Regions from separate parts of the Homo sapiens genome. Here regions 1, 2 and 4 are each linked to region 3. Evidence: chromatin loops called from intact Hi-C (ENCODE). Cell type or tissue: IMR-90. All regions are shown on one strand.

The links. A loop is a pair of places that touch in the nucleus more often than their neighbours do. Peaks named below come from ENCODE experiments on the same cell type or tissue, not always from the same donor. Only the 100,000 strongest peaks of a DNase experiment are listed, where the experiment ranks them.
Region 1: it touches region 3 in a loop (2.1-fold over the local background); 3 of 110 quality-filtered maps call a loop at or near these places.
Region 2: it touches region 3 in a loop (8-fold over the local background); 3 of 110 quality-filtered maps call a loop at or near these places.
Region 4: it touches region 3 in a loop (3-fold over the local background); 8 of 110 quality-filtered maps call a loop at or near these places.

Annotation. Positions count from the first base shown.
Region 1 is chr20:11,771,248-11,779,247 of GRCh38, reverse strand. No RefSeq gene overlaps it. Among named protein-coding and RNA genes, the nearest start is that of LINC00687, 95 kb to the left of the region's middle. In IMR-90, no CTCF peak of the experiment used is centred here; no DNase peak of the experiment used is centred here; H3K4me3 peaks cover 603 bases; H3K27ac peaks cover 841 bases.
Region 2 is chr20:11,712,068-11,720,067 of GRCh38, reverse strand. It overlaps LOC105372530 (a long non-coding RNA gene), which reads left to right. Exons shown (of 3, transcript XR_937264.2): 3 at 6,972-7,562. Among named protein-coding and RNA genes, the nearest start is that of LINC00687, 150 kb to the left of the region's middle. RefSeq lists a silencer at 633-927 and an enhancer at 3,512-4,013. In IMR-90, a CTCF peak has its summit at 3,699; a DNase peak (open chromatin) is centred at 3,547; H3K27ac peaks cover 819 bases; H3K27me3 peaks cover 313 bases.
Region 3 is chr20:11,887,743-11,895,742 of GRCh38, reverse strand. It overlaps a transcript of BTBD3 not described here. Among named protein-coding and RNA genes, the nearest start is that of LINC00687, 21 kb to the right of the region's middle. RefSeq lists a silencer at 4,801-5,000. In IMR-90, no CTCF peak of the experiment used is centred here; DNase peaks (open chromatin) are centred at 3,302 and 4,962; H3K4me3 peaks cover 2,575 bases; H3K27ac peaks cover 1,501 bases.
Region 4 is chr20:11,803,785-11,811,784 of GRCh38, reverse strand. LINC00687 (long intergenic non-protein coding RNA 687) reads left to right here. Exons shown (of 2, transcript NR_110635.1): 2 at 1,346-1,798. Among named protein-coding and RNA genes, the nearest start is that of LINC00687, 63 kb to the left of the region's middle. In IMR-90, no CTCF peak of the experiment used is centred here; DNase peaks (open chromatin) are centred at 1,304 and 4,204; H3K27ac peaks cover 2,582 bases.

The sequences.
Region 1 (8,000 bases), 120 kb after region 3:
TAAAATTGCTAAGTTTGTCTTCTTTTCCAACTGTTACAGTAGGAAGTAATTATTTCTTACAATTCACCTTTGTTTTCCTCTTCTTTGGTCCTCAATTACAACTGATCTGGTAATAACTCCTGTGGAAAAACATTATCAAAATTGTTCCTAGCACAGAAGTTGATTAATATTTTATTTATCTTTTTCCATGACTCTTTAAAAACTTGTTTTTCCCATTTCATAGAGTGCTGTGTCTCAACGTGGTTGCCATTTTTCTAAATTCTACTCACCCACCCTGAAATTTTGGCTCAAAAGCAACTTTCTCCCAGGAGTTCCTTTAACCATCCATTTCCTCTCCCATGCCAGAGTGACCTGCCCTTCCTTCACTGTTATCACATAGAACATGAACAATACTTTCTGTATACCTTGAATTTTCTCCCATATTTTCGGCTCTGCCACATTATGTACATGTTCTTAGTATACTGCATACTTTTGGAAGGCAGAGCATATGTCTCATGCATTTCTGTATTCTCCACTCCATTCAGCAAAGTTCACTGTATAAAGGAAGCTCTCTGCATATGGATGAAGAATAAATATATTTATGGTACTCATGATATATTTCAATTTTATACATAGGAACACATTGGGGATTAGGACAGGGTAGATTTCAAGGTTTTTCATGAAAACTATAATTAATATAGTCTTAATATTCTGTATTTCTCAGATTAAAAAAAAAGACACAAAAGTTCTGGTGACATAAAGAACGTGAGTTCAGAACACACAACTAAAAAAGGAAACTTCCCAACACCATAAATACCAATCACGTTTTGTTTGTTTGAAATTTCCTACTCTGCAGTAACAGGAAAAGGACTAGAGTTGAGAGTTCTTTCGAGATACAATCACTTCCTGGTAAATATAATACGAAAATGTATTTTAAACTGCTATAGAATGGTGTTTAATGAATAATGAATGCCCTTGAAGGAACACAGGACAGTTTGTTCTAAGTGAAACTAAAATATAATTGAGAAACAGAAGTGGTTTTTTACTCGGTACCTCTGCTTTTTTTTATTATTATTATTAAAAGAAGAGAGATGCGGAATGTCAGGAATTGTTTGTAAAATTAGCACACATTCCTTCCATTCACACAGAAAACATCTGACCCACAAGTGGCCCCAGTTTGCTCAACCCAGTTGGCTACACTATGGATAAAGTGTCTGCTCTTCCAGAGCATCCTGCCTGCTGGAGACAGAACTCCGGGTAAGCAAAGTTGGATGGTTTTCAAAACTGTCGTCGCTGGTAGATTTACAGTCACAAAGAGGCTGTCATTAAATTTAGTCAGTGACCCTGAGTTTGGAACAATCCCAAACTGGTACTCTCACCCGGGAGTGGACCAACGTCTAAGGAGCAATTAGGGAAAAATAACAAGATTGAATTCTGGCATGTGGGGTGAGAGGTGAGTGGAAAAGAATTGAAATGCTGATTGGACAATGGTAGATAATTTAGTCTAACAAAAGAATGATTTCTCTTTGTGAGCAGTCATAGAGTTTCTCAGCAGTGTCAGCCGCCAGCGACATTATCGCAGTCGGTCTTCTCAAAGTTGAGAGTGCATCGCAGTCACCTGAGGATCTTGTTAAAATGCAGATTCTGATTCAGTAGGTCTCAGCTGGGGCCTGAGATTCCACATTTCTAACCAGCTTCCAGGTGACGCTGATGCTACTGGTTTGTAAAACACACTCTGATCTGAATAGCAAGAGTCTAGAGCTGCATTACCTAACACAGAATGTAAGCGCTGCAGGGGATAGTGAGCACCGCATTGAGATGAGCTGTAAGTGTCAAATGTACATCAGAGTTTTCAAAATTAAGATAAAATTTCAATACCAGAAACGTTCCCCATTTAAAGCACAGTTCAGTGATTTTTAATATATTCACAAGCTTGTGCAACCATTACCACTACCTAATTCCAGAACGTTTTTGTTAACACTAAAAAGAAATCCAGTACACTTTAGCTATCACCTGCCCATCCCCATCCCCATCTCCTCAGCCATCACTAATCTACTTTCTTTCTTTGAGGGTTTGCATATTCTGGATGTTTTGTATAAATAGGATCACATAATATGTGGCATTTTGTATCTGGCTTCTTTCACTTAGCATAATGCTTTCAAGATTCATCCATATTGCAGCATATATCAGTACTTTCTTCTTTTTTATGGCTGAATAATGTTCCATTGTATGAGTGAATACACCACATTGCATTTTTCTATTCACTTACAGACATTGGGTTGTTTTCACTTTTATGGCTATTACAAATAAGGCTGCTATGAACATTTTTACACAAATATGTTTGTGAATATATCTTTTCAATTTCTTGGGCAAATGCCTGGGAATGGAATTGTTGAGTCATATGGTAACTCACGTTTAAAATTTTGAGGAGCTATCAAGCTGCTTTCCAAAGTGGCTGAACCATTTTAGATTCCTCGTAGCAGTGCACAAGGGCTCTGCTTTCTCTATACCCTCACCAACACTTGTTTTTGTTTATCTTTTGTTTACAGTCATCCTACTGGGTGTGCTGTGGTATCTCATCATGGTTTTTGATTTGCATTTCCCTAATGCCTAAATGATGTTGAGAAACTTTCCACGCACTCATTGGCTATTTGTATATTTTCTTTGGAGAATACACATCAGACTTTTTAAAAAAAATTTAGAGATTTTACTCATTAGACTAATTTTAGTTTTACAGAAATATTGGGTAGATAATACAGAGAGTTCTCACCCAAACAATTAACCTTATTATTAATACCTTAAATAGTATAGTGCATTTGTTAAAATTAATGAACCAATATTGATACATTTTTATTCCCTGAAATGCCTATACTTTATTCAAGCTTTCCTTAGTTTTGGCTTAATGTCCTTTTTCTGTTTCAAGATCCCACCCAGGATTCTACATTACATTCAGTTGTTTTATCTCCTCGGGCTCCTCTTGGCTGTGACAGTTTCTCAGGCTTCCTTATTTTTGATGACCTTGACAGTTTGAGGAATATTGGTCAGCTATGTTGTAAGATGCCTTTCATTGAGGTTTGTCTAATGTTTTTCTGAGGATTAGACAGAGGTTATGGGTTTTGGGGAATAAAAGGTCACAGAGAAAGATAATTTCAGCATAACAATGGTACATATAATACTATCAACATGATTTATGACTGCTGATATTGACCTTGATCACCAGGCTGAAGTGGTATTCATCAGCTTTTTCAGCAAGATTATTCTTTCATAAAAAACAATATTGTTAAAGACTCATGTCAATTTATTTTATACTTTGAGGTATATAGTATTCTGTTCTCACATTGCTACAGAGAAATACCTGAGACTAGGTAACTTATAAAGAAAAGAGATTTAATTGGCTCACGGTTCTGCAGGCTGTGAAGGAAGCATGATGCTGGCATCTGATTGGCTTCTAAAGAGGCCTCAGAAAACTTACCATCATGGCGGAAGGTGAAGGGGGAGCAGACACATTACATGGCCAAGGCAGGAGGAAGGGGGAGTGAGTACTACACACTTCTAAAAGACCAGATCTTGTAAGAACCCACTACCGAAAGGACAGTACCAAGAGGATGGTACTAAACCATTCATGAGAAACCTGCCTCCTTGATCCAATCACCTCCCACCAGGTCCCAACTCCAATATTAATGATTGCATTTGGACATGAAATTTGAACAGGGGCAACACCCAAACTGTATCAGGGTATAATCCAATCCTGTTTTGTTACCAAAATTATTTCGGCGGTGCCATCGGACAAACTCCTATCAGTGTGAAGTTGTTTCTTTTGTTGTTGTGGGGCGTTTTTGTTTTTGTACTTCTTTACTTTCTAGCACTACAAAATAAGATAGGTGCAGGGGCGGGGGGGCGGGGGTGCACTAGCTATGAATGTTACTACTGTAGTGTCCTTTCCTATAGGCCCTCTCAGCTCACAGAGCAATAAAGTATATACACATATACCAAACATCGAATATACACATATCTGTAAATATTTCTATATGTAACCATCTGTATCTAAATTTCAGGTGATAGTAAATATACACAGGAGTTCATATTGATGTCTCCAACTCTAGTCTATTACCATAGGGATCATGTTAGCCTTCTCCCTTTGCTTATCTGTGAGCACCTACCTCAGCCATTCACTGACTTTAGTTATTCAATTTTAGGGTAAATTATAGCAGTGGCAGAACTGTTAACCTGTGTCTCCTTAGGGAACAAGTTTACCAACTAGAGTGCAGTTCTCTTGTAGAGTCACTCTTGCCTTTATCCTTAAAGGCTCTATACATTTTCAAAGTTACTTAGGTCAGCACCATTTTCCCCACCCCTAATGTTTGAATTTGTTTCATACATTTGTAATAAAGTTATATTGTGTTGTCACAATCTGTACTCTTTTGCTGCAATTCCAGGATCTTCTAAATAATCATTTAAAATTTGCACATATCAAATATCAGTCTTTGTGCTATTAATTTCCATGGGTATGACAAATGCATAATATCATGAATCCACTATTATAGTATCATACAGAATAGTTTCAACTGCTCTAAAAAATCTTGCTCTTTTCATCTTATTTATCCCTCTCCCTCTCTCAACGCTGGCAGCCACTGATTTTTTTTTTTTTTTTTTTTTGCTTTCTGTATTAGTTTGCTGGGGCTTCTATAATAAAGTCCTTAGACTGGTACTTTCTTCTAACAACATAAATTAACTTTCTCACAGTTCTGGAGGCTAGAAGTCTGAAATCAAGGTGTTGACAGGGGTGGTTTCTTCTGAGGCCTCTCTTTTGTCTTGTAGTTGGCTGTCTTGTCCCTGGGCCTTCACATGGTGTTTCCTCTGTGCATGTCTGTGTCCTGATCTCCTCTTCTTATGAGGACACCAGTCATATTGGATGATAGCTGACTTTAATAAACTTATTTTAATTTAGTTACCTCTTTAAAGACCCTGCCTCTAAATCCAGTCACATTCTGACAAGGGTTAGGACTTCAACATCTGAATGTTGCGGGGAACACAATTTGGCTTATATCATTGTGTAGTTTTACCTTTTCCAGAACACCACGTGATTGGAATTATATAAGGTATAGCCTTTTCAGACTAGCTTCTTTTACTCATTAACATGCATTTAAGATTTTTCTATGTATTTTTCTGGTTTGGTAGCTTATTTCTTTTCATGAATAATATTCTGTTTCATGGGTGCATCAAAGTTTATCTATTTATCCGTTCACCTATTGAAGGGTATTTTAGTTGGTTTTAGCCTTGGGAAAATAGGAATAAAACTGCTATAAATATTTGTGTATAAGTTTTTGTTTAGACATAAGTTTTCCAATAAATTGGGTAAATACATAGGAGTGCATTTGATGTATCTAATAATAAGACTATGCTTAGTTTTGCAAGAAACTGCCAGAGTGCATGTCAAAGTGTCAGTATCATTTTGCATTTCCATCAGCAAAAGAGTTTCTGTTGCTCCACATACTCATCAACATTTGGTAATATCAGTTTTCTGTATTTTATACATTCTAATAGGTGTACGATGATATCATTGTTGTTCTAATTTGTTGTTTAATTCCCTAATAAAAATGATGTTCAGCATCTTTCCATATGTTTATTTGTCATATCTATATCTTCTTTGGTGTGATGTCTGTTTATATTCCTTGCACATTTTGAAATTGTGTCGTTTGCTTTCTTATTGTTGAGTTTTACAAGTTCTTTATATATTTTTAATACAAGTCCCTTATATGTTCTGCAAATATTTTATCCAAGTATTTCTTTTCATTCTTGTATCTTTCACAAAGCAGAATTTTTTCCACTTTAATAACGTTCAACCTATCAAGTTTGTGTTTGTTTTTGTTTTTTTCATGGATCATGCTTTTGGTGTTATATCAGAACCTCACTGCCAAACCCTAGGTCACCTAAATTGTCTGTGTAATCTAATGATGAGTCTGTCAAAGACATTCTTCATTTCTATTATAATTTTTTTTATTTCTAGCATTTCTTTTTTATTCTTTCTTAGAATTTTCCTCTCTGTGCTTATATTACCCGTGTTTATTTATGTAGTCTACTTTTTCCATTAGCGATCTTAACATAGCTAAAGTATAATTAACTTATTAATCAGTGATTTTAAATTCCTTATCTGATACTTCCAGAAATTTCTGTCATATATGATTCTTGGTCTGATGCTTACTTTATCTCTTCAGACTGTGTGTCTGTGTGTGTGTGTGTGTGTGTGTGTGCGTGCGTGTGTGTGTTTGCCTTTTAAAATGTTTTTTGTTAAAAACTGAACATAATGTATTGAGTTATGTGGTAAATAACACTTTAGTGTGATGTTTTTATGTTTGAGGTTTGTTTAATGGTTGTTGCAGTTTAAGGTTGTTGTAGTTTAAGGTGTAGTTTAATGGTTGTTGTAGTTTAAGGTTTCTTTTAGTGTTTCCTTTTTTCTCTTCTTTGGTATTTAGGTTTTCCTAAGAACTCCTTTTAAAGTAAGATCTGTGTCTTTTATCTCTTTCAGCTTTAATTTACTGTTATGCTGGAGCGCTGTTGTGGTAGACAGTGAACATTCTCTATAATCTTATCACTAAATCTCAGTCTTCTAGTAGTTCTGAGCTCTTGGACTGTGAAGTCCAGAAGTGTTTGTCAGTCTTTTTAAATTTCTTTTTCCTCTTAGGTGAGACAGGAAGGCTAGAGGGGCTAGAGTTGAGCAATTGCTATTTTACTGGGAAAGATAGGGCTCTGGTACAGTTTTTTCTCCTGGAGAATGAGGCTTTGTTATGGAGCATACTCTAGTCTATTTTAGAATGGCTATGTTAGCCTAGTGTCCTGTCATTCCAGCTCAAGTGCGTGAATGGTGAATGAGTCCTCCAGTAATTCCAGCCCCCAGGCTTTTTCATTTTTCCAGTTGAGGCCCAAGACATCATAAAATAGACAAGCCATTCCCTCTGTGCTCAATCTGAATTTCTGATTTACAGAATCTTTGAGCAAAATAAAATGGTTGTTTTAAGCTTCTAGGTTTTGGGATACTTTATTATGCAACAACAATAACTAGAACAGAGCCATCGGAAGCTTGGAATATGACATAATTGAATTTATATTTTAAGAAGGCAACTCTGGCTGTTCTACGGAGAATAAACTATAGCAAAGCAAAAGTGGGTGGAGAAAGTTGAGGCTATTATAGTTGCGCAGGAGAATAAGGAGAGTGCATTGGGTAGGGTGGTTTTGGTATATAAGACAGAAGATATGGTAGGATTCTGAGTATAGCTTTAAGATGAGCCCAAAAAGATTCGTAGATAGATCATGGGGTACAAGAGAATGATACTAGTCAAGAATGACTCCAGGGGTTCTAAACTGAGTATCTGGGAGATAATGGAAGGAGGAGCAGGTTTTGAACATATTATGTTTATGATTTCTAGTAGGTACTCCTGTGAAGATTAGAGTTTTGAGATATACTTACATGTGACTGCAGCTTAGGGTAAAAGTGGAACTGAACAAATAAAATTGACAGAAATCAAAACATAAATGATGCTTACAACTATATGGTTGAATAGTATAATTTAAGAAATAACCATAGTTAGAGAAAACATAATGTCATTAAACTGAGCCCTAGAATACTCTAACATGAAGAGGAGGAACGGGCTCTAATATGAAAGGAGACCACAAAGTAGCAGGAAAACCAGCAGATTGCAATGTCCCAGAATCGGCGTGGAGAAAATGACTTACGGAAGACAGAGTCATCCAGTGATTTAAATGGTGCTTGTGGATCCAGTGAGTTTAGGAATGAGAGTCAACCATTGCATTTGGCAATGTAAAGAGAAATGATATTGTATTTAAAGGGACATATGGGGTTGAAGGAAATATTGTTGAAACCGAGATATGTTACAACATATTATAGAATGTTTGTATATCCTGAGAATAATTCAATAGAAAGGGGGAAAATTGAGGATGCAGAAATGAGACAAACACCTGGAAGAGTTAAATACTTGGATGAGCAAGTAGTGATAAGGTCCAGA
Region 2 (8,000 bases), 180 kb after region 3:
TTTGTTTACCCTGACAGAGTAATGATATGTTGGCTGGATATAAGTTGATTCTGTTCCATTGTCCATTTTCTTCCACTGTTGGTGGTATTATTTTATAGTGAATTCCTTCTTTCTGACTTTAGATGTTCTTTTTCTTTAGAGATCAGGAATTTTTTCATGATGTACATATTGATGTGTCTTTTTTTGAAATCCAGCTTGAATCTTAGTGAATATTTTAAATTTGCTACTTCAGGTTTTCATTATCTCTTGGAATTATTCTTCTAGTATTTATTGTCGGTTTTTCTCTATGCATTCCTTTTTGTTCTTCTGCAACTACTATTACTCACATTTTAGGCCTCTGATTCCATTCTGTGGATCTCTCATGACATCTGTCTCATGGTATATGCTGTCTGCTTGAGAAGTTCTTATACTTGACCTTCCAAGCCTGCTGATGTGAATCTCAGCAGCCCCATTTTCTCTTTGAATGAATCTGCTGAATAAGATATACTCAAATCTCCTTTAAAATACCTTTAATTTATTTTCTAATTCAGGGTTTTTTTTTCTGCTCTAATAATTCCATTTTGCTGAGTGTAAGTCCTAACAGTTCCACTTGATCTTCTCTCTGGCTAATGGTTTCCCATAGTTCGCTTGTTATTTTCCTTTGCTGGCCCATTGGAATTCTAGTGTGGTGGCGAGAGTATCCTAGCAGGGATCCTACAGTCATGGAAAGCACAGGCACCTCTATCCCCCTGAGCTGCAGTGTAGAATCAGGCAGGCTGGCACCTGCTGCCTCTCTTATCTCCCTGTAGTCTCTCTCCCGTAAGGAAGGAAATACTCAGCTTACTTGTTCATCTCTCATTTAGTGTTTTGGGAATTTGGCACGTTCATACTGAATTGACATCAGTACTCCCTTAAGGGACCACAGATCTTTGTATGCTCCATCTTCCCCCAGAATTTTCTGTTTTTGGGTTCTTAAGTAGGTTATGATGCTGTTTATCATTTTACTTGTTCAAATTATGAGGTCAAAAGACCTACACCATTCTCTATGCCCAGGATCCCAGCAGAAGCCAGAGCTTCACTACATTCATTTGCTATTTGTCTTAGGAGAGGCAGACTGATTAGAGTTGGTAGCAGCAATCAAGGCACCATGCTCAGAATGCCATGTTCCCACACTTCCTCCCAGTGGGTTTGAATGACAGGTACAATCAGCCATTTTAGGCATATGAGCCATTTGTGCTAGCCAGTTCTTTTCAAATTTCAATGTGCATATGGCTCCCCTGTGGATCTTATTAAAATACAAATGCTCCTTCAGTAGGTCTAAGGTAGGGCCCCAAATTCTGCATTTCTAGCACTTTCAGGGAGGCACTATGGGCCCACCAACTTGATACTGAAAGTAACAAGGTGTTAGAACCATGAAACAGATGGCCTTTATTTGACCAGTCAAGGCAGATGATAGTATTAGAAATGTAAACAAAAAAGAGTATAGTATAGCAAATTGAGATCAGCAGAATCTGATCATCAACAGTAACGTTAGGCAAAACATTAGGGTCTAGTAGAGCAGTGCAAAGCTTAATAAGCCTACAGAAATTTTATAATAATTTTTCATAAATGTATTCCTTATTTCCCCAATCTCTTTGTTTTATCCTCTTTTTGAACAAAGTTTGCTCCTTTTAATCTATTATAGAGGGTTTCTTGGATTAAACAAGAAAAACAGGTAATTCTCTTGGTGGAGTTACATGGTACATGAAATTTCAAGACTCTCTGGTTATTTATTTACTTATTTATTCAGTAAATATTTATTGAGCATCTCTTATGTGCCAGACCTTACTCTAAGTGTTAGAACGATGTTTGACTAGATTGCCTGTGCAATGGATCTTTGTCTGTTTTTAACGGATTCATTGATTTGCGATTTAGTATTCATCCTCCCTGCTTCTTAAATGTAACCCAATTTTCTTTTGGAAAATTATCTTTTTTTCCAATTTGGTATAGTCATGCCATGATGTTAAGCATTGCATCCTGTCCTCCTACAAAAACCTTGAAGTACTCTCTGAAGGCTTTTCCTCTACATCAGTATTTTAGAAATTTGGCTAATTATTAAATCACTTTGGGGGTTTTAAAAATATCAAATGCTTTGGTTCTACCTCCAGGTAGTCTGATTTGATTAACCTGTTGTGTGGCCTAAGTATCAGGGTTTTAGAGCCCCTAACAAGTGATTTTAATGTGCAGCTGGAGTTAGACAGCCAATTCCCTAGATCTCTACTCTCATTGATCCAGTATAGTCGAGCAGTGAGGCTGTGACCTCAGCCTGGCTAGCTGGACTCTCTACCCGAACTTTGAATCCGAAGAGCAAATGGAATAGCATTCTGTAGCAGCCCTCAAACAAGGCTGCACAGCATTGTCTGCTCTGTACTCTCTCCATATCTGTTGTTCCAATCCTCTGAGCTTCCCTGTACCTTATCAATAAATACCACTTTTGCTGAGTATGTTAATCTGGGTTCTCCAGACAGAAACAAGAGAATATACTGATGTAGATATAGAAATATACATATGAGAGAGAATTTATTAAGGGAATTGGCTCATGGCATTAGGGTGGCTGAGAAGTCCCACAACAAGCCATCAGCAAGTTGGAGACCCTGGGATGCCAGTGGCATGGCTCAGTCCAAGTCCAAAGGCCTCAGAACCAGGGAAGCTGATGGTATAACTCAGTCTGAGGCCAAAGGCCTGATAACCTGCTGGGGGACTGATGTAAATCTTGGAGTCCAAAGGCAAGGGAGCCTGGAATTGTGTAAGGACAGGAGAGGAAGAGTGTATCCCAGCTCCAGCAGATAGATTGACACATTTGTCTTTTCTCTGTTTTCGTTCTCTTGGGGCCTCCATCAGATTGGAGGGTACCTGCCCACTTTGAGAGTGGCTCTTCTCTACCTACTCCACTCAGACTCATGTGCCAATCTCTCCTGGAAACACCCTCACAGAAACACCTCAAGATAATTCTTTAACAGGTTTCTAGGTATTACTTATTCAGTCAAGCTGACATCTAAAATTAACTGTCACACTGGGATCAGCTGGGAAGAGTCATTTTCTGTTTCTTACAGCCAATGAATCTCAACTGAGCAAACTGATGAGCTTTTTGTCACTCTAAATATCTGTTGAGGGCTCTCGATCTGCTAGATCAATCACAGTCTCAGCCCTCGGTATCAAACTCCTTACCACACATAGGAAAACTCGAGTCAGAGGGCAAGAGAGTCACCCAAGCTCCATTACAGGTCAGTGACTAAGAATTCTCATTGTGCCTGCATGTCTGTTTCTTTGCTTGTTTATCCATTACCATACCAAAAAAAAAAAAAAATCTTCCTTTTGCTTATTTGTTTTTAGGAAAAATTTAAAGATTACTGAAAGGGTGCTGCAAAATTGAATAGACAAGTCAGAATGCATATGACTAAGCAGAAAAGCTGGAAAACATTCCATATTACCAAAGAAGATCACAAGCATCTGCTCACAGCAGAAATATGCAGAACTCCCTGTCTCTTTACACGTTTGCATGGAGACCAAAGTGAAAATGAGATGGAAAAGATGTAGACTATCACAACTTGCTATCTGGCATTTACTATCCCTCCTACACACTCACTTGAGGTTTCTGGTCAGCTTTCCTAGAAGCACTTGATTTATTGAAGGCAAGTTCTCAGGACAAACCTGCAGGGGCAGAGAAGAGCAGAGGAAGGAGTTGAATAGGAAGTGGTCCCAGCTGGAGTCTAGCTTCAGTCTGACCACAAGGGGAGCTTTGGAGGGTGACTAAAACCACACAGTTGAAGCAAGATGGCTGGCCTTTTGTAGCCCATATCAATTATTCATTGGCAGTCTCTCAGGCATTTCTAGAACAGGCATATTCACTGGAGAAGGAGGCAGCCATTAGTTCTTAGCAGCCAATACTTGCAGTAGTTGAGAGATGGGCATACGTGCTGGTGAAGGTGATCCAATAGCAACTTCTACACCTGGATAAATACTGTCAATTGCACTGCTCCTCAGTATTTTCATCTATAAAATGCAACAGAAGGCTGGGTGTGGTGGCTTACGCCTGTAATCCCCGCACTTTGGGAGGCCGAGACAGGTGGATCACCTGAGGTCAGGAGTTTGAGACCAGCCTAACATGGTGAAACCCTGTCTCTACTAAAAATACGAAAATTAGCCAGGCATGGTGGCGGGCGCCTGTAATCCCAGCTACTCAGGAGGTTGAGACACAAGGATCTTTTGAACCCGGGAGGCGGAGGTTGCAGTGAGCCGAGAGTGCGCTACTGTACTCCAGCCTGCATATGTCAGAAAAATGCCACTTTTGTGCACTCGCTACTGCTTGAAAATCATCTTTTTCTTGAAACTTTTATTTTAGAGAAAATGCAAAGTCTTGGAAAGGAATACTACCTTGAATGCTTTAGTGTATGCCTATTTAACAAAAGGGGTATTTATTGATAAGCTGAGAGTTGAGTGATCTGGATTCTAGTTCTGCTTGTGTTGCTCTTCAGCAAAGCAACTTTGGATAAGTGGTTTATGATTTCCGGGATTCACCATCTTTATTTACAAGAGTTGGGGGTTAGAGTCAATTATTTCTGAGTTACTTTTGAATTCTAAAATCTTGTTAGGTGCTGATTTGATTTCTCCTCTAATGCAGGGAGGAGGCAGAGATAATTGTTGTTTGTTTGCAAGGAACAAGTTTTCATCTTGCAGCCTTAATACAAAAGCAAGAGAAAGAAATGTAATAGCTCGGTGGTAACAGCAGCTTGGCTTTGTTTGGATTCAGGGTCTCTAATACGACATATTAGATGTGTCAATGGAATGTGATTTATTTTGCTTCATAACATTTGGGAACAGATATTTGGTATTTCATCCAAGGAAAGCAATTTGCAGAAACCTTTTAGAAGGTGGCTGGAGCATCAGTAATTGGTGCCATTTCTTTAGGCCAACATTTCCTTAAAGCTGCACAATCTTTCATTTTAATCATCCCTCTCAGCAGGCTCCTTTTAGGGCTCTGGAGCAGGGCACCCACCCCTCAGAAATTAGGTTCTATTTTTAAAGTCCACCAGCCAACAAACCCCCTATTAATCGTGTGAAATCTGCTCAGAGCTGCTCTTCCGGGTTCTCCACCTCCTCCCCCTACTCTCTCTCTGCACAGCCTCCCCTGAAGATATTTTTAGCTCTTAGCAGCTACATCCTTGAGAATTTCTAGGCCTGTGCTACACTTTGTGCTCAAGTAAACATTCTAGAGATTCCAGTCCTTATTCCTAATATTTTTGAAAAGATTAAGAATGCCACTCCTTAATACAATTCAGTATTAATCAATAATCAATCTGAACTTCAAAGTCTTCATCTATCTCAGAATCACTCTTTCTTACAAAGAGATAAATACCTTATTTATTCAAAGTTACTTAGTCTTTTCCTCATAAGGATCAAGTGTGACTTTGACCCATTGTTCCAGACAATCTCTCTCCAAGGCAGCCTTGGAATTATTTTGGGGATGGGAAAATCTGGGTGCTCCCTCTGCATACATTTTGCCTAAGGGTTCAATTTTGAATCAGGAAATACAGATGTCTCTTTAAGACCACTGTACTAAAACATAGCAGTTATAGTTTAAGAACCCATTATGGTATCCTGGGAAGGAAAAATCATCAAAATATTTTCAAAGCACCTATAGGAATTCCAATAAATAACATATAGATTGTAAGAATTTGGCTTCGCAAATATGATCAGCAGTATTTAATCATCCATTTTTCACAGCCAAACTCATATTGTTTAGCATGTTATTAGTGGTTTTGATTTGGGGTTGCAGTCTTTTTAAATGCTTATGAATAGGTTATAGAAGTATATGGGAAAAGGCCGGGCACGGTGGCTCACGCCTGTAATCCCAGCACTTTGAGAGGCCAAGGCAGGCGGATCACAAGGGCAGGAGACTGAGACCACGGTAAAACCCCATCTCCACTAAAAAAAAAAAAAATACAAAAAATTAGCTGGGCGCAGTGGCAGGTGCCTGTAGTCCCAGCTACTCGGGAGGCTGAGGCAGGAGAATGGCGTGAACCCGGGAGGCGGAGCTTGCAGTGAGCCAAGATCACGCCACTGCACTCCAGCCTGGGCAACAGAGCGAGACTCCGTCTCCAAAAAAAAAAGAAGCATATGGGAAAATACAAATTCCAGGAAAACAGCAAACAGTGAAAAGGATCTCCCTGAGGTCAAGATGAGGGAGATCCCTCCCACATCTGCTTCCCAATTTCTCAAAATACACGTGTATATGTATATGTGTGTGTCTATATATATATAGAATATTATACATATTGTGTGACACATATTTATTCATATACTTTATATGTGCACATATATAAAGTGATTCTTGTTGCTATGCCACAAATGTTTTGCACATTACTTTGCACCTTCCTTTTTTTTAATTTTATTTTTTCATTAAACATTGTATCTTGGAGCATATTTCATATCAAACCATAAAGATCTGTCTCTTTTTTAATATCATGTTTCGTTGTTCGGAGGAATGAGAATTTATTTAGCAAATCCTGATAATTGGTTTCTAATTAGGAAGGGATACTGAGAGAGAATGAGGAGCTCTTGTTCTGTACAGAATATTGGGCTAATTACTCTGGTTACTTAGTGGCTATTTTGTGAGTTTCTAAGAATCCTATTCTTGGTTCAGCCGTAGCCTCTTCCTTTTCCCTTGCTCTTTCCACTCCCTTTTCTCTCAAAACCTTCAGCAAACCCAGGTGATTTCTGCCTAGCGATATTGGTAAACAAACAAACAAACAAACACACACACAGACACAACCCCCCCCCAAAACTAAAAACAGTTTGAAATGCCTTTCAAAGGTGAGTTCTCCATAAATAAATAAGTTTCCAACGGAAATATCATGATGGTGTGGCTAAGGTGTGCTTGTTCCCCTTGGTTATGTTTTCCAAAGCCTGTTTTTGACTGGTACAAAAATCTCCCATTTGTTCTTCTTGTTCAGAGCCTGTGGTTTATTTTCTCTTGTCTGGACACTGTTCCATGAACCCCAGGAGAGAGGCATCATCACAGAAGCCTTGGCATTTGTCAAACGATGAGCAGCGTGAGGTGATGGAGCCAGGCACCCAGCAGGGACCCAGTAGATGCTGCATGGGCTGGCTGGCAGGTGGCCCTGATGACTTTGGGAGTTGGGGAATCTGCACTGACTGCCTGTTTGTCTCCTGTCTGGGGATGAAGTGGGAGGACTCTTCAGTGAAAAAGCACAGCTAACTCCAAAGTCACATTTTCCAAAGCAGCCTTGCCATTTACCTGCTTTGGTTTACAGAAAGAAACAAGGCTTCATCTTTGATCCTATGTTCCTCAATGCGTTGTAGCTTTTGAGTCTTATCTGAACTGATGTCCAGACTGACACATTTTGGGGAAGAGCATCCCCAGCATGCTGACAGATGGCTGGCACACCTGTCTTCCTGAGTCTTGGTTCCAAAAACAATACAGCATTTTGCTTGTTCAAGATTTCTGTGTAAAAATTTACACGTTTTCTAGAGAATATGCAGAAAGTGAAAACTGTAAATGTAAACTAGTATAATTTGAAAACAATGTATTCATATTGATTGATTAAATTATATAGACTATGGAGTGTTATTTCCTTTAATACTTCTTTTTTCTTCTTTTTAGAAACAGGGTTTTGCTTCTCGTTGCTGAGGCAGGTCTCCAACTCCCGAGTTCAAGCAATCCTCCCACCTCAGCCTCCCAAAGTGTTAGGATTACAGGCATGAGCCACTGCGCTCAGCCTTTTTTCATATTTTTAAAATGACAACTGTTTTAGGTTAAGTTCTTAGAATTCAAAATGTGGATTTTTGTAGAGATGTGCTGAGAGAGGCTTTTCGGGAGGACCCTGTATGGGAGTGAAGGAAGCAGGATGGGGCAGGGGAGGAAGCCTGGAAAGGACATAGGCTCATATGGAATCTGGCTTCAGCCTGATCCCACTAAAAAGTTCTGGAACATAAAACGTACTGCATAGTTGATCCCCCTG
Region 3 (8,000 bases):
GATGCCTTCCCCACCTCCTCACTGTAGACCATTGGCAGACAATCCTAGAACCTAGCAAGACTAGAGATTTGTTCTTGGAAGAGTAGGTAAACAGGTAAGTCTGTATGGTGAACCTTCTCCAACATGACTCTACACAGAGAATGCTGAAACCCCAGCCAGATTCCTCCATGAACACTGGAACCTACACTCTTTCCTCAGTGCAAAACTTTACTGGAAGACCACTCTCTGACCAGCCCAAGAAGACCCTACAAATGGCCCCAGTGAAAAACGCAGGAGAAACAGTAAACAATCCAAAGTAGCTGCCACTGGGGAGGGAGAGTAAGGGATGGGGGGAAGAAGAGGCAGATGAAAGACCATCTATTTTACAATAAGCCTCCTAGACTTTTAAAACTGTGCATGTATTAAATACAATAATCTTTATCTGAAAGGACAAGGGCATAGAATTGTAATGTTAAAAGGATAGTGTGACTTGCTCTGCCAGGTATTTCTAAATATTCTAAATCTATGATTAAAAAGATGTGGCATTGATTAAGACTAGAGGATCAACACACAGAGAAGCAAGACCTAAAACTGAAGCAGACCTCAAAGTTAGTCAAGATCTTAAAAAACAATAAAGACCACAAAGCAAAGAAGAAAGGAGGAACTATTTAACAAATGGTGGTAGAACTCGCTAACTAGGGAAAAGGAAGAGGAGGCAGCGGCGGTATAGGAGCGCTTCATATCCATGTACAATTATAGAATTAAATGTAAAAAGATCTAACATATTTCCAAAATGTTGTTTATCTCACCTTTCAGATAAAGATTATTAAATTTAATATATGCATACAGCTTTAAAGTCTAAAAGCCTTATTGTAAAATAAGTGGTCTTCCTCAACGCCTTAGTCTTCCTCCCCATCCACTTTTGACTGCTTACTGCTTCTCCTGAGTTTTTCACTGGGGCCATTTGCAGGGTCTTTCTGGGCTTTCCAAGCATGAACAAATACAAGGAAAAAATCATAAAGGACAAGGTAGAGACTTGTTTATATAGAAATAAAAATATTTTATTGGTTGAAAAACGCCAAAAAGTGAAAGAAATAATGGCCTGTGGAGAAGAAAAAAAAGAAAACTAAAAACATGATAAACACTCAATCTTCTTTAGATAAAACGGGTATTTAATTTTTTTAAATCACCACTTTAAAGTAGGCAAAGTACCAGAAGAGAGAGCTCCCAAAAAGGAAAACAAAAGAAAAAAAACAGATGATCAATTTCAATAGCTACCAAAAAATAAATTAAAAGATCATATTTTTATAGAAAAATCAGGAAAGATGATGAACACTGGAGTGCTGACACACTACAGGTAGACCATACACTCTGTAAGGGAATGTTATGGCATAAGCAATTTGGCAACAAGCCACAAGAGTCATAAAAGAGTTCACCTCTGCCCCAGGATTTCCACTGCTATAAATCTAACCTGAGTAAATCCGAAATATTTAAACTTTCAGACAAGGGCATTTTTCTCAGCTCCACCTGTGTGTCCACTCTTACGTACTGAGCCTACGTCATTTGGTCGACCCTGCTGGCCTTCCTCTACTTAGTTCATTCCATCTCACCAAAACTCTATGGTGCAGGCACCATGACCCTTATTCCAAGGAAATGCGATTAAAGAGGTAATTAAGGTCACTTAGGAAGTGGCCGTGCTAGGATTGGCAACCAAAGGGTTTAATACTGTATTCTCAAGCCACTAAAACTAAAAATAATACGTAAAACAACAGAAAACTAGTTCAATAAACTTGGGTGTATTCATCATTAAAAATCTTATTTTCAAAGGGTTTACAGAAAAAGGAAACGTCTCTAATATTTACTTCATATTAAATAAAAGTGCAATATTTAAAACTACAGATAAAATTAAAGGCCAATTTTGTTCAAAAGTATGTCTATGCAGACAAACAGAGTAAAATGGAAGCACATCATCTAATTACCAGTTGTTTCTTTTTAGATGATATGACGGTGATTTTTACTTTCTTAATTTTTTTCAGTGATTCCCAAAATGTCTCCCAACAGGAAATATTTTTTTATTTAATTTTTTAAAAGAAACAAAGCAACAACAAATTCTCAACTGTATTTGCTTAATTTGAATAAACAAAGGACATGTCGATAAATGTACATTAATGCACACCTTCAAGGAATTTGAGACTGGACAACTATGCTGAAAGAGATACTAAATTGAAAAGGCTTAAAGGTAATTTTTAAATGTGTGATGAAAGAAGGGAAGATTAAGTGAAAGATTATTATTTTAGCAGCCCAGCATCACTGCTGGAACTACAAGGTCCATCACATGATAGGGGTTTCCACCAGTATTCCTTTCTCACAGTAAATGGGAAAAATTCACCTTACAGGATTTGCTTGATAGCTCAGTTAACAGAAATTTAAACAGCACATAAAATAGATTTTAGTAAGAGAAAACCATTTCAACTCCCAACACAAACTCAAAAATCACTGGAATCCTAAAGGTATTTTGGAATTGACTAAAGTCTGATAACTTACAAAGTTTAAAATATTTTTTAAAAAACACAATTAAAAACAAGTATGTTAAATGACCTATTTCTGTACTATTTTGTTCAGAAGAGTTTTAACAGTTCCTTGCAAGGCAAAATGGAATTAGATGTCTATAGCATACCTGTTTTGAGCATTAAAAAAAAAAATGAACATTTTTTCAAATTGATCTTTGGATGCATGTGTTTGGGCAGGGAAGTAGGAGAATGTGTAGACTAATTGTGCCTTTCCTTTGTTAAAGTATAACATTACAAGCAGTTTAACATTTTGTAAAGAATGTTGGCAGAGTACTTTCTAGGAACAAAACAACTTAAAAGCTAAGCATGGCATTTTTGCCACAAATTATCAAAAGTTTTTCCGCACAGATGTGGAGTTATATTTTTTTTAAATTTTTAAATATAAGATATAACTTAGGGCTTTAGAGAAATAGTGCATACAATTCTTAGGCATGTGCACCTCCAAGAAAACATGCTAAAAAAGGAAAAGAAAACATTGTTTCCACTTCATTTTGGAAGTTTGTTAAACAAGTTATCAGTGCAAGGATTGGGAAAGAATGAGAAATCAAGAAAGAACATGGCTGCTAGTAATTATCATCCCATACAACGGCGTTAATAATCTGTAAGTATCTCAGAAAGAACATCTTGGAACTGCATAAGCTCACCCTTACCTGCTGAGGCCAAGAAATGAAAAAGGGTGATTCAAAAATTCTTCCGAAAAGGAAGAGTCCTGTTCAGAAACCCAAGGGTAAGAGGACCCGCCCACTTCCCCTGGAGGACTCGTTGCTATGGGAACCCGCAGTAACCCTTTAAAGCCAGTAACCTGTGGGGGAGGAAGATCCTCCCTCAGGTTAAAGTTAAAACAGGGGATCTGGCAGAGGGTTGAGTAGGGGACTGAGGTAGGGTTAAAAGAAGGGGAAAGCCCTTGGCTGGGCAGGGAGTCAGTGAAAGCGGGCTTAGTAACCTCAACAGAAATTCAAAACAACACTTAGAACAATTGTTTTGAGTGCTAGAGTCACATTATAGTTCACAAAGTTTGAACCGTTAGAGACGCTTCCCTCCCTCCCTGGTGGGAAACAAACCGCTCTTTGTGAGTTCCTGTCTAGGAAAATGAATTTGAGTTTCATCTCACCAATTACAAACTGAATGCTACTACTATGTGAAACTAAAGCCTTGACTTTCTTATATTAAACCAGTGTTTCCAAACTCGGCTGCGCGATCACCTGGGGATCTTTAAAAAATACACTGTGTTAATTGGTCTGGTGTGCGATTGGGCTTTAAGAGTTTTAAAACTCCCCAGCGACTCCTCTGTGCAGCCAAGTTTGGGGAAACTGTATTACAGGATTTGGCGAGGTGGCGGGGAATATTTAAAAAAGAAAAAGCACCGTGATCTCCCTTGGTCTTTTGAGGACTAATAATAGAATTAGCTCGCTTTCACCAGGCACACACAGGACAATGGGTTGCTTGATAAATAGGGATCCCCAGCAGGCCCGAACAATACTTTCTTTGAAAAGGCCAGGAGGTAAAAGCCTTTTCTTCCCAAGAGAGCAAACATCCTTCTTCCCGAACACCAAACTTGTACGTCTATTTTTAGAGCAAACGGGCCACAAATGCCACTCAGAACTCGGAGGACTAGTCCAGCCTCAGGAGGAAGCCGCCCCCGCCATCGCCCGCCGCCACTCGCTGGGTTCCCGCGGCGCCTGAGGCCGCGCAAACCCGGAGCGTCGGTCCCCGGAGTCCCCGCCGGCAGCGCCTCAGGAAAGTTACTTAGGGGAAGTTTGCTCCGCTTCCCACCGCGCGCCTCCCCGGGAGAGGGGCGCGGCCCCCGCCACCTGCTAGGCGCCGAGGCTTCCCGACCGCGCCCCCTGCCTGGACCTCCGCCACCTCCGGGGTCGCGCACCCCGCGGGCGTCCGCACGGCCAGGCGGGCTCGTGCGCCCCTCCCCGCGGTCTTTCGGCTGAGGCGGCCCTGCCCCTCCGCCCCCGGCACCAGGACCTCCGCGCGGGCCCGACGCGCCCCACTGGGACCCCCCCCCCCTCGGAAAGCCAGCCCGCGCGGCCAGCGCCTCTCGAGCCCGGGGGACGGATATGGGATCCTCTGGTCCCGTGGGTCCGAGGCCGACCTGCGGCCACCAGCCCGGCCTCTCCTCGCTTCGCTCGGCCCCTCCGGCCGGCCGCAGGGCGCGCGCCCCTGCCCGGGCGGTCCCGCGCTGCGCACGCGCGGAGGCGCCGACCCGCTCGCCCGCGGCGCCCTCACTCACCGCCAGCGCTCCTCCTCGCCTCGGGCGACGCAGCCGTCCGCCGCCTTGCCCTGTGCCCGCTCCTCAGGCCCCGGCCGGGGCACTCGGAGATCCAGCGCCCGGCGGGCTCGGCGGGCACCCGCACGCAGGGCACGCTCTGCGGGAGCGAGCGCGCGTGCCCGGTCACCGGGAGGGAGCGGAGCGGCATGGGAGGTGCTCCCGGAGGCGGCCTTGGATACGGGGCATGCGCAATGTCTGCCCTGTCCTCAAGCAGGAGTGAGGGGTGGGCGGGAACCCGGGCTTGGAGAAGGCGGGGAGGGTGGAGGAGAGCCAGCACTCCCGCATCTCTGAGAGGCCACTTCGTCCTTGTCCCACGAACTGCAGTTTTTCTCTCTGGGTCATTCATCAATGAATGTATTAAGCATTTATTGAACACTTGCACTGGCAGAGTGGATGTGCGGGATACAGGGCATCCTCCGGTAATAGAGGGCCGATTGCATTTGGCTTTGGGGCTCCTTTTTAGGCACTGATGCCAGCCCTCTCTCTAACAGATAAGGAGGGTGCATAAATAGAGGTCTCGTAATACCTAACGACTACACTCTTCAGTGATCTGGGGAAGGAGAGTAGCTGCTGGTTGGGTTGATCATGGAAACTTCGTTGAGAAGCGAAAAAGAGGAAAGGTGAACACGAAGGCATAAGTGGCAAAAAAAAAAAAAAAAATCAAACAGCATATGAATCCATGCATCCTGTCGGGGACAAGTTTAATCTGAGTGTATTGTTCTTAGTGAAAGATGAAAACGGCGGCCGGAAAGGTAGTTGAAGCTCATCTGGAAATAATCTTTAATGCTTAGCACGACTTCAGCTTTATTCCGTGGATAATTGAGAGGCACGGAAGAAGGGGAGAAGGGGAGCCCGGTGGTGGCTTGATAAAATGCAGAATTTAGGAATATAAAGTGAAAACTAGAGACATGAAATGCTGTAATATATGTTCTAGGTAAGAAGTAGTAGGGTCCTAAGTTCAAGGGTTGGTATCAGGAATGGAAAGGATCAAAAAGTTTCCAGAGACTGTGAAGGACAGAATGACTCCCTTACTTATGTCACTGCCTCTTGGGTAGAGAGATGTTTATCATGACAGGCGCCTACTTCATTAGATCAGATCATCATCCTTGGCAAAATGTATATCGGTGGATAAATTAGACCTATACAATACTGTTAGGACAAGTGGATGCTTCTTTTAGCAAGAGTTTGGCCCTGGGAGAACGTATTTCTGCTCAGATGAAAAACCATTAATTTGAGAGACAGCATACATAGTGAAAGACACCTGGGCTTTGGACAACAAAAGTCCCTTTGATAAAGTCCAAATACCTCATAATACACTATATTGTCTAAATTACTTACTATCTGTGAGCCTTACTGTGTTCATCTGTAACATGGGATCATAATATTTACCTTGTATAATGGTAAGTTTTATGTGTCAACTTGGCTAGGTCATGGTATCCAGATATTTGGACAAACATTAGATGTTTCAGTGAAGGTATTTTTTAGATGAGATTAACAATGAAATCAGTAGACTTTGAGGAAAGCTGATTACTCTTAATAATGTGTATGATTTTCATCCAATCAGCTGAAGACCTTAGTAGAAAAATGCTGACTTCCCCTAAGCAAGAAGGAATTCTGGCAGCAAACAGCCATTGACTTGCAGCCTTTTCCCTAGACCTGCAGCCCGCCTACCTACTCTGAAGATTTTGGAGTTGCCAAGCCTCCACAACCATATAAGCCAATACCTTTCTCTCTCTTTCTCTCTTTTCTCTCTCTTAAACTGCAAAAAGCAAACAAACAAACAAACAAACAGACAGCAGGTTCAAAATGGAGTCACTCATACTAGTGTCACATAACCAAACCAAAACTTGCGTTATTTACTTGCAAGATTTGACCTTGTGAGAAATCAGAAGAGAGATAACAGTGGAATCCAACTAGGCCAACAAGATTTTGCTTACATCTGTAGAAGAAAAGTAACCTTGAAATGACCAACCCTCTATTTGTTCTTTATTTCTGCTTTTCTCTTCTTTTTTCTGCCCATAAAACTCACCCACTCTGTTTAGCTCATCAGAGTTTCTTTCTACTTTGTAGACTGGATGCTGCCCAGTTCATGAATCGCTAATAAAAGCCAATCAGATATTTGAAACTCAATTTGGTGAAATTTTTTTAATTGACATATATTTAAAATAGATATATAGATATATATCCATCCTGTTGGCTCTGTTTCTCTGGAGAACTCTGACTAATACACCTTGAAAGGTTATGAAGATTATGTAAATTAATTCTCATCTGAAAAACAAGCATTATAATCTTTAATTTGTGAGGCTGTAAAAAATTAAACACAAGTGCATAAAGCACCCAGTTTATAGCAGAGTCTGAGTAAATGATAACTACTATTACTTGTGAATGAACACAGAAGGGAAAAACCAGACAAAGAGATAGGATAGATATTAGCACTTTGAAAGCCTTTTCTCAGTTCACTGGGTAATAAATATGTAAAAAACAGATTTAAGAGGTAAAAGAAAATTTTGGTGTCCCTAGCTCTGACACACTAAAAATGTGATAAATATTGCAATTACTTGCAAATAAATTCCTTAAGAGCCATTAACTAAAGATAGACTCTAGCTGTACTCTCAAACACTAAACATGCAAAGCAGAGATATGAATTCATATCTGAACAGTTTACTCCAATTTAAGTTCCAGTCGAATTCACTCTGCTTGCTACTAGGAAGGAGAAACCTGGAAAGAGCTTATTTTTGAAATAATTCCCAATAGCACAGAGTAGGTGCATGCTAGAGCACTCAATCAATGTGTTTGTTGAATAGGCTTCTGGGTGAGCTTATTGTTTTGGGGAGTATGCAAAAGTGGTTAAAATATTCCATTTATTCTACAAATATTACTATTTGTTATGTACTAGGCAGCATCCTGCCCTCAGAGAATTTATCAAATAGAACAGAAAAATGCATAACTATAACTGTAATTTAAGGCAGACTGTGACAAGTGCCTTAAGGGGAACATAAATGGTTGGGCCAATTGTACCTTGCTCAGGTAGTTAATGCTGAGGGCTCACTTTCCTAATCATGTCTCCATAGTGGTTCCCAGCTTTTCATATTTTCTTACGGTGAAAGCCAATGAAATACATGAGCATCTTATAAATATGTTTTGAGCAAAGTTGGTAAATATCAAGTCAACAT
Region 4 (8,000 bases), 84 kb after region 3:
TCTACCTATTTCATGAAGCTTTTATTTGGTACATTTACTTTAATTTTTTAATGCATAATATCTCGTTAACAATTCTGACATGGGCTTTCTAAACACTGAAGTTATAATTATATAAACATTTCTGGGCCGGGCATGGTGGCTCACGCCTGTAATCCCAGCACTTTGGGAGGCCAAGGCAGGCGGATCACGAGGTCAGGAGATCGAGACCATCCTGGCTAACATGGTGAAACCCCATCTCTACTAAAAATACAAAAAATCAGCCAGGCATGATGGCGGGCGCCTGTAGTCCCAGTTACTCGGGAGACTGAGGCAGGAGAAAGGTGTGACCCCAGGAGGCGGAGCTTGCAGTGAGCTGAGATCGCACCACTGCACTCCAGCCTGGGTGACAGAGCAAGACTCCGTCTCAAAAAAAAAAAAAAAAAAAAATTTCTGGCTCTGTTTTAGTTTCATGGTGGTGGAAATTATAGCCATAAAAATCCTCTAACTGTATGTATTATAGGGAGAAAAATGACATTAATCCTGAACAATGGGTAATAATTGAGACGTGTTGTCAAGCAGTGCAGTGACAAAAAATAACCTTGCTGATCTCCTCTGTATCTTTGAATAATTATCAGCTATAAAAAAGGAATAGGTTGGTGCTATAATCTTTTTGTTTTTATTGGGAGAAAGACTATTTTAATCTTATTTTGACAGTCCCTTATCTAAACTATTAACAATTTATTCATTCTGTATTATTAGATTAAGTCACAATTGTGATCACTTATGACTGGACATTCTCTCAGCTCTTTCAGATCTTGCTCCCTGGGCTCTGTGCCCTGAGACCCATGGGGTTCCACTCAATACCGGTCTTAAATACATAGTTTTTTTCTGAAAGCTACTAAGCACAGCTTGAATGCCAGTGCTTTCAATTAAACCTTCTAGGTTTTGTGCTGGTGTTAAATAGGCCACCACTGGGGTTGGTTGCTTCCAATAAATGTAGAACTAAAGGCAACTGTAGGGTGTAGAGAGAGATGATCCTTTAAACCAATATAGTGGAGATAAAAGATTGAACAAACTGCTCTTTTTCTTGCTTGACTTAGAATAGACATGTTGTAAATGATACTCTTAAGCGACCAAAACACAGTAAAAATATCCAGTGACAAAGGAAAAAAGGAGAGAAAATAACTTTTAGTTAGCTGTGTTAGTTATTGGCAATGCATATATCAAAACAGGAAAGATGTGATTTCATTCTTCAGGGTTGACTTTATACTCAACAAGATTACATGGTGAAGAGTCATCAGAATACAAGATTACATGGTGAAGAGTCATCAGAATAATCAATCTTCCTCCACTTTCCTTCTAACAGTCTCTTCGTGGCCTGTGCTGAGGACTACATCAGTCTCCTGCAATTATCATCTACACTGAAAAACAAAGAGGACAGAGGCGAAGCTAGTGGCCCTCACCATCCCCTGCAAGCTGATTGCTTCTTACTGCAAGCACTTGAGCATCTTCCTGAGAGCTTTCTTGGGCAATGGGAACCAGGCTTGGCCCAATCACAGGCAGGTGAAGTATGAGGAAATGGAGAAGGCATTGTCCAAGGAGCAGTCTTCAACCTTCACCCCGCAAGTGAGACAACTCTGAATAAGATGTGTTCTACACTCTCTTCCAAAGGTCCCCAGTTGGATGGAGCTCTAGCTGCTCATGTGATAAGCTGCCTATTAATACACAAAAGATTGCCTTTCCTCCTTGCTCTGTCTTCCTGCTGCTCTCCTACTAATGTTTCCTGGGATTGCCTCCAAATAAACCACTTGAACTCACATATTAGTGTTATTGTCAGTTGGAAGATTTTAGTGTTTTAGATATATAGGAGCTCTTCCGCTTTTAAGATTGCCAATTTCTTCTTTCTTCAGAGCAGTATTCATACCTGGACCGTATTATTTTTTTCTGGAAGTATTTTATTATTGCTTAAAAATACCAGGAAGATTACCATGAAAACTGTACATTTATAATTTAAGGATGGAATCTTCATGTAGTTTCTTAAACCTCGGAGGTGAAGGTATTACATATTCCAGAAATTCAGGAAACTTTCTGTGTTATAGAATAGCAGGATATTGAAACCTACATTCTCTGGTTAAGAGAATGCCTACATGATTTTTAAATAATTGGTCTATGGGCTGCCCATGGTGGCTCACATCTGTAATCCCAGCACTTTGGGAGGCCAAGGCGGGTGGATCACTTGAGGCCAGGAGTTCGAGACCAGCCTGGGAAACATGGTGAAATGCCGTCTCTACTAAAAATACACAAATTAGCTGGGTGTGAGGGTGTGTCCCTGTAATCCCAGCTACTTGGGAGGCTGAGGCACAAGAATTGCTCAAACCTGGTATGCGGAGGTTGCAGTGAGCCAAGATTGCACCACTGTACTCCAGCCTGGCTGACAGAGTGAGACCCTGTCTCAAAAAAAAAAAAAAAAAAAAAAAGAATTGGTCTGTGAATAGTGATAGCAAACATAGCATATTTTTCTTATTCAAAGAAATAATTATTGAGATCCTATTATGTATATGTTTTGTAAACTGGTCCCCTATTCATGGTGGGGCCCCACTTAAGCTCAGGACTAGATACTTACCAAATCCTGGAGAAGGGCCTGTTTGCTTCTAAGTTTCCTTGCTTTGTGGAATTTAAAGTGATTGTCATACCCAAGTAAGAGATGCTTAGGGGGTGAGGAGAGGATTAATACAGAGGCTAAGTTCTTATTCAAATGCAGCTCAGTTTTAGATCTCATTTTATGGCCATCATCCCATACAGATTTGCCAAGAAGCATTCCAAAATGATTCTTGACGATTAGCTATCAAATAGAAAAAGAAATAAGATACTTGGCCGGGCGCGGTGGTTCATGCCTGTAATCCCAACACTTTGGGAGGCTGAGGTGGGAGGATCATGAGGTCAGGAGGTCGAGACTGGCACCACAGAAGTCATTTCTCTAGTTTATCCCTTCAGAAGTGGCTTACATGGTATAAGGCACTGCAAAAATAAATAAATATTTGTGGCTAGTACCATAATAGCATATCCCCTTTGATGAGGAAGACCTTGAAATAAGTATAAGTATGATGTTACAGGGACAGAAATGTAGAAACAAAACTTTCATATAGGATATATACTGTGTACTTGTGTTAGTTCATTTTGCATTGCTATAAAGGAATACCTAAGGTTAGGTAATTTATAAAGAAAAAAGATTTATTTTGGCTCACAGTTCTGTAGACTGTACATGAAGCATAGTGCTGGCATCTGCTTCTTGTGGGGCCTCAGGAAACTTCCAATCATGGCAAAAGGTGATGGGGAGCAGACCTGTCACATGGTGAGATAGCCAGTAAGAGAGAAGCCAACTCGTTGAAATTATATATGTTGGCTGGCTAAGGAACAAGTCTAGTGTAGTCTGTCTCTCCTACTGATTACAACTAAAAAATCTGGGCAGAATGTGAATAGAACTGCCCAAGATCTCTGCAAAGTAACCACAGCAAGTGGGTTGAAGATTGATGTCAAAACATGAGTAATGACCCAAAAGGGGTAGAGCAGAGGGGTGGGATATGGCAGGTGAGTTTCGTGTTGTTGTTTTCTTTGTCTGTCAGCATTGTCTCAAGAGGGGGTTTAAGTCCTAGAACTGCACAGCAGGTGCTGAAAGCAAATGCTTTAGGGAAGAATCCCTTCTTTTTGACTAAAGACAAGTAAAAAGGACCTCTGTATGCTGGAGAATGTGGGGAGAATCCCCCATCTCCTTTTTTAAATCATTTACCTCCAGACCCTGCCCAGAGCAGCTCAGTAACTGAGCTGCATAGATGTCTGGCAGTGAAGAAAAACCTAAAACCATGGCAGAAGGCTTGTCTTTCTAGCCAGAGGAGCTAAAAAGAAGCTCCTATTGTCCAGAGTGTGTACAATCCATGCCATTTTTCTCATTCTCTTTTCTTTTTCCACTTAACCTTAAAGTAACCCTATTTACTCAAAAGTACATGACGTTGTGAGAGGCTAAACATCTAAGAAGATTCAATCTTTCTGGCTAGAGATACCAGGGGAAAAAGGTCATTGATTATGGGAACATGTGGGAGAAAATTCAGAGATGAAAGAGCTGAAGAAATAGAATTCCAAATTTCGGGTATGTAATGACATAACTCTTGGACTCACCCTGAGCTAAGTATGTGTGGAACAACACCAAGGCATAGCAAAGATTGTGAGGGCTGAACTACAATATAAACTATGACTCAAATTTCAGGCTCTTCTCCAAGTGCAGCGTGCATCAGCCTGGCCCAAAGAGCACAGTAAAGACTTTGAAAACAGAATTGACATTGGGACCACCATCATTGAAGGTGAAACTTCTTGACAGTCTGAAGCTAATCATGTTAATTATCAGTTACTAAAAAAAATTAACATTTTTTAGATTATAACAGGACCTACAAACTTGCAAGATGAAACTAAAATGTTCTGGATACAATCCAAAATTATGTGACATAATAAGAATGAGAAAAATCTGAAAAATTTACTGTCTTCAAGGCAAAAGACAGTAAATAGATGCCAAACATAAGATGACCTAAGCCTTGGAATAGTCTGTCAAAGACTTTAATGCAACTATTATAACCATCTTCTGTGAGATAAAGTTAATGCTCTTGAAAGATAGAAGCTCTCAGCAAAGACATAAGTAAAAAACTACCAAATGGAAATTCGAGAACTAAAAAAAAAAAATGATAGAGCTTCAACATGCATTTAAAAAAAACCTGATAGAACTGCAAGAAAAAAATTGGCAAATCCACAACTATAGCCTATATTTTAGTATTTCCACTTTAATAACTGATAGACTAGTGTATTCGCCTATTTTCACATTGCTATAAAGAAATACCTGAGATTGGGTAATTTATAAAGAAAATAGGTTTAATTGGCTCATTGTTATGCAGGCTATACAGGCAGCATGCGACTTCTGCTTCTGGGGAGGCCTCGGGGACCTTTTGCTCAGGTGGAAGGCAAAGCGAAAGCAGGTATCTTCATATGGCTGGAGCAGGAGGAAAAGAGTGAGAAGGGAGGTGCTACAGACTTTTTTTTTTCTGTTATTATTATACTTGAAGTTGTAGGGTACAAGTACACACAGACTTTTAAACAACCGGATCTCACAGTAACTCACTCACTCGCTCTCATGAGAACAGCACCAAGAGCATGGTGCTAAACTATTCATGAGAATTCCACCCATATGAGCCAATCACCTTCCACCAGGTCCCATCTCTAACACTGGGGATTACAATTCCACGTAAGATTTGATGGGAACACAGATTCAAACCACATCAAGTAGGTAGTCAGAAAATCAATAAGTATGTTGAAGACTTCAACAAAACACTCTTTGCAGGTGCAAAGAATGGAATATTTACCAAGATAGGAGATATTCTGCATTATATTACAAATCCTTATAAATTTAAAAGAATTAAAGTCCTACTCAGTGATATGGTTTGGCCGTGTCCCCACTGAAATCTCATCTTGAATTGTAGCTCCCACGATTCCCAGGTGTTGTGGGAGGGACCCTGTGGGAGATAATTGCATCATGGGGATGGGTCTTTCCTGTGCTGTTGTGATAGTAATAAATCCCACAAGATCCAACGCTTTTGTAAGGGGGTGTTTCCCTGCAGAAGTTCTCTTTTGCCTGCTGCCACGTAAGATGTGTCTTTCGCCTTCTGGCATGATTGTGAGGCCTCCCCAGCCACGTGGCACTGTGGGTCCATTAAACCTCTTTTTCTTCGTAAATTATCCCATCTCAGGTATGTCTTTATCAGCAGCATGAAAACAGACTAATACACTCAGTATGTTCATTCATCACAATGGAATAGATTGGAAATCAATAACAGAAATATCTCTAGAGAATTGCTACGTATCTAAAAATTAAATACCACACATCAAAATAACCCAGAAGCTAAAGCAGAAATCAAAAAAGAAATTAGAAAGTACTTTGGACTGAATGACACAACATATCAAAATTTGCAGGACTTTGCTAATGTAGTACTTAGGAAGAAATTTATAGCACTAACCACCCATAACAGAGGAGAAGAAAGGTTTCAAATCAGTGTCTTCAGTTTGCATCTCAAGGAACTAGAAAAAAGGCAAATTAAAAACAAAGTAAGCAGAAGACAGGAAATAATAAAGTCAATGCTGAAATCTAAGAAGTAAAAAACAGGAACACAGTAGAGACAAATATTGAAGCAAAAAGCTGGACTTCTGTGATGATCAATAAAAATAATAAAACTCTAGCAAGCATGATTGTGAAAAAAAAGAGAAGGCACAATCTATCAATGTCAGGAATGATAGAAATGAGACCATTACACGTTCTGTATATATTTAAAAGATAATAAGGGAATACGATGAGTGACTTTATGCCAGTAAATTTGACAATGTATGTGAAATGGACAAATATATGAAATGGACAGATTTCTTGAAAGACCTAAACCACAAAAGTTAACTCAAAAAAATGATAGCCAACGTATATGAAATGGACAAATATATATGAAATGGACAAATTTCTTGAAAGACCTAAACTACAAAAGCTAACTCAAAAAAAAAAAAAAAAAGATAGCGCAAACAGCCTTTTATCTACTTAAGAAATTAAATTTGTAGTTAAAAGCCTCCCTACAATGATAAATCCAGGGCCAGATGTCCTTACTGGTAAATCCAGTCAAGCATTTAAGTAAGAAATCAAAACAATTCAGGTAAACTCTTCTAAAAATTGAAGAAGAGGCAATACATCCCAATCCATTCTCTGAGACCACTACAACCTTGATATCAAAATCAAAGCCATCACAAGAAAATAAAACTATAGACATATATTCCTCAAGAATATACATGTAAAAATTCTAAATAAAATTCAACAATTTTGATAAAGATAATACTTCATAACTATGTAGAGCACATTCCAGGAATACAACACTCAAAAGTAAGTCAATTTAATTCACTATAAAAAAAGCAAGCAAACAAAATCTTTGTGATCTTTGACTAAGTAAAGAGTTCTCCAATACACCATCAGAAGCACAATCTGTTTTAAAAAAGATAAATACAACCTCATCAAAATTAAAACATTAGCTCCCTGAAAGAACCTATTAGAGAATGAAAAGAAAAGCCACAGACTAGAAGAAAATAATAGCAAATAGAATATCTCATAAAGAACATTTATTACAGCTCAGGAAAAGGAGTGGAAAAAAAGATTTATTCATAACATATGAAAAACACTCAAAAATTCATTAATAAGAAAACAAGCCAAAAGTAAAATGTGCAAAATATTTAAACAATTCACTAAAGAAGATATATTGATGGTAAATAAGCCCGTAAAAAGAAGTGCAACATCATTAGCCATTGAAGATATACCAATTAAAACCACAGTTGGATACCACTCCATACCTATTAGAATGGCTATAATAAATAAAAACAGCAATACTAAATGCTGATGAGGATTTTGAGCAACTGGCATAGATAGATCACCTGCGAGAATGTAAGATGGTACAGCCACTTTGGAAAGCAGCTTGGCAGTTTCTTACAAAGTTAACTATATGCTTACTATATGACCCATCTATTCCACTCCTAGGTATTTTCTCAAGAGAAATGAAAATATGTTGGTGCATAAACCTGTACACTAATAGTTATAAGCAGCTTCATTCATAATTTCCAAAACAACCTAATGTCCTTTAACTGGTGAAGGGATTAAAGAAAGACTACTGAGAAATAAAAAGGAACAATTGAAAACTTTCAGTGAGATGGATAATTATTTTATTATGCTAATTTAAGGAAGCCAGACTCAAAAGACCACTACTGTATGATTCCATGTATATGACATCTCGAAGGGACATACAAAAGGAATCGATAATGCATCAGTGTTTGCAGAGGTTAGGGTGGGGGAGCATTTGAGCACAAAGTAGGAGGAAGAGAGAATTTTTGAGGAAGATGAAACTGTTTATTGTCTTGACCATGATGGAGTTTACATGACTTCATGCCCTTGTGATACACAGAAT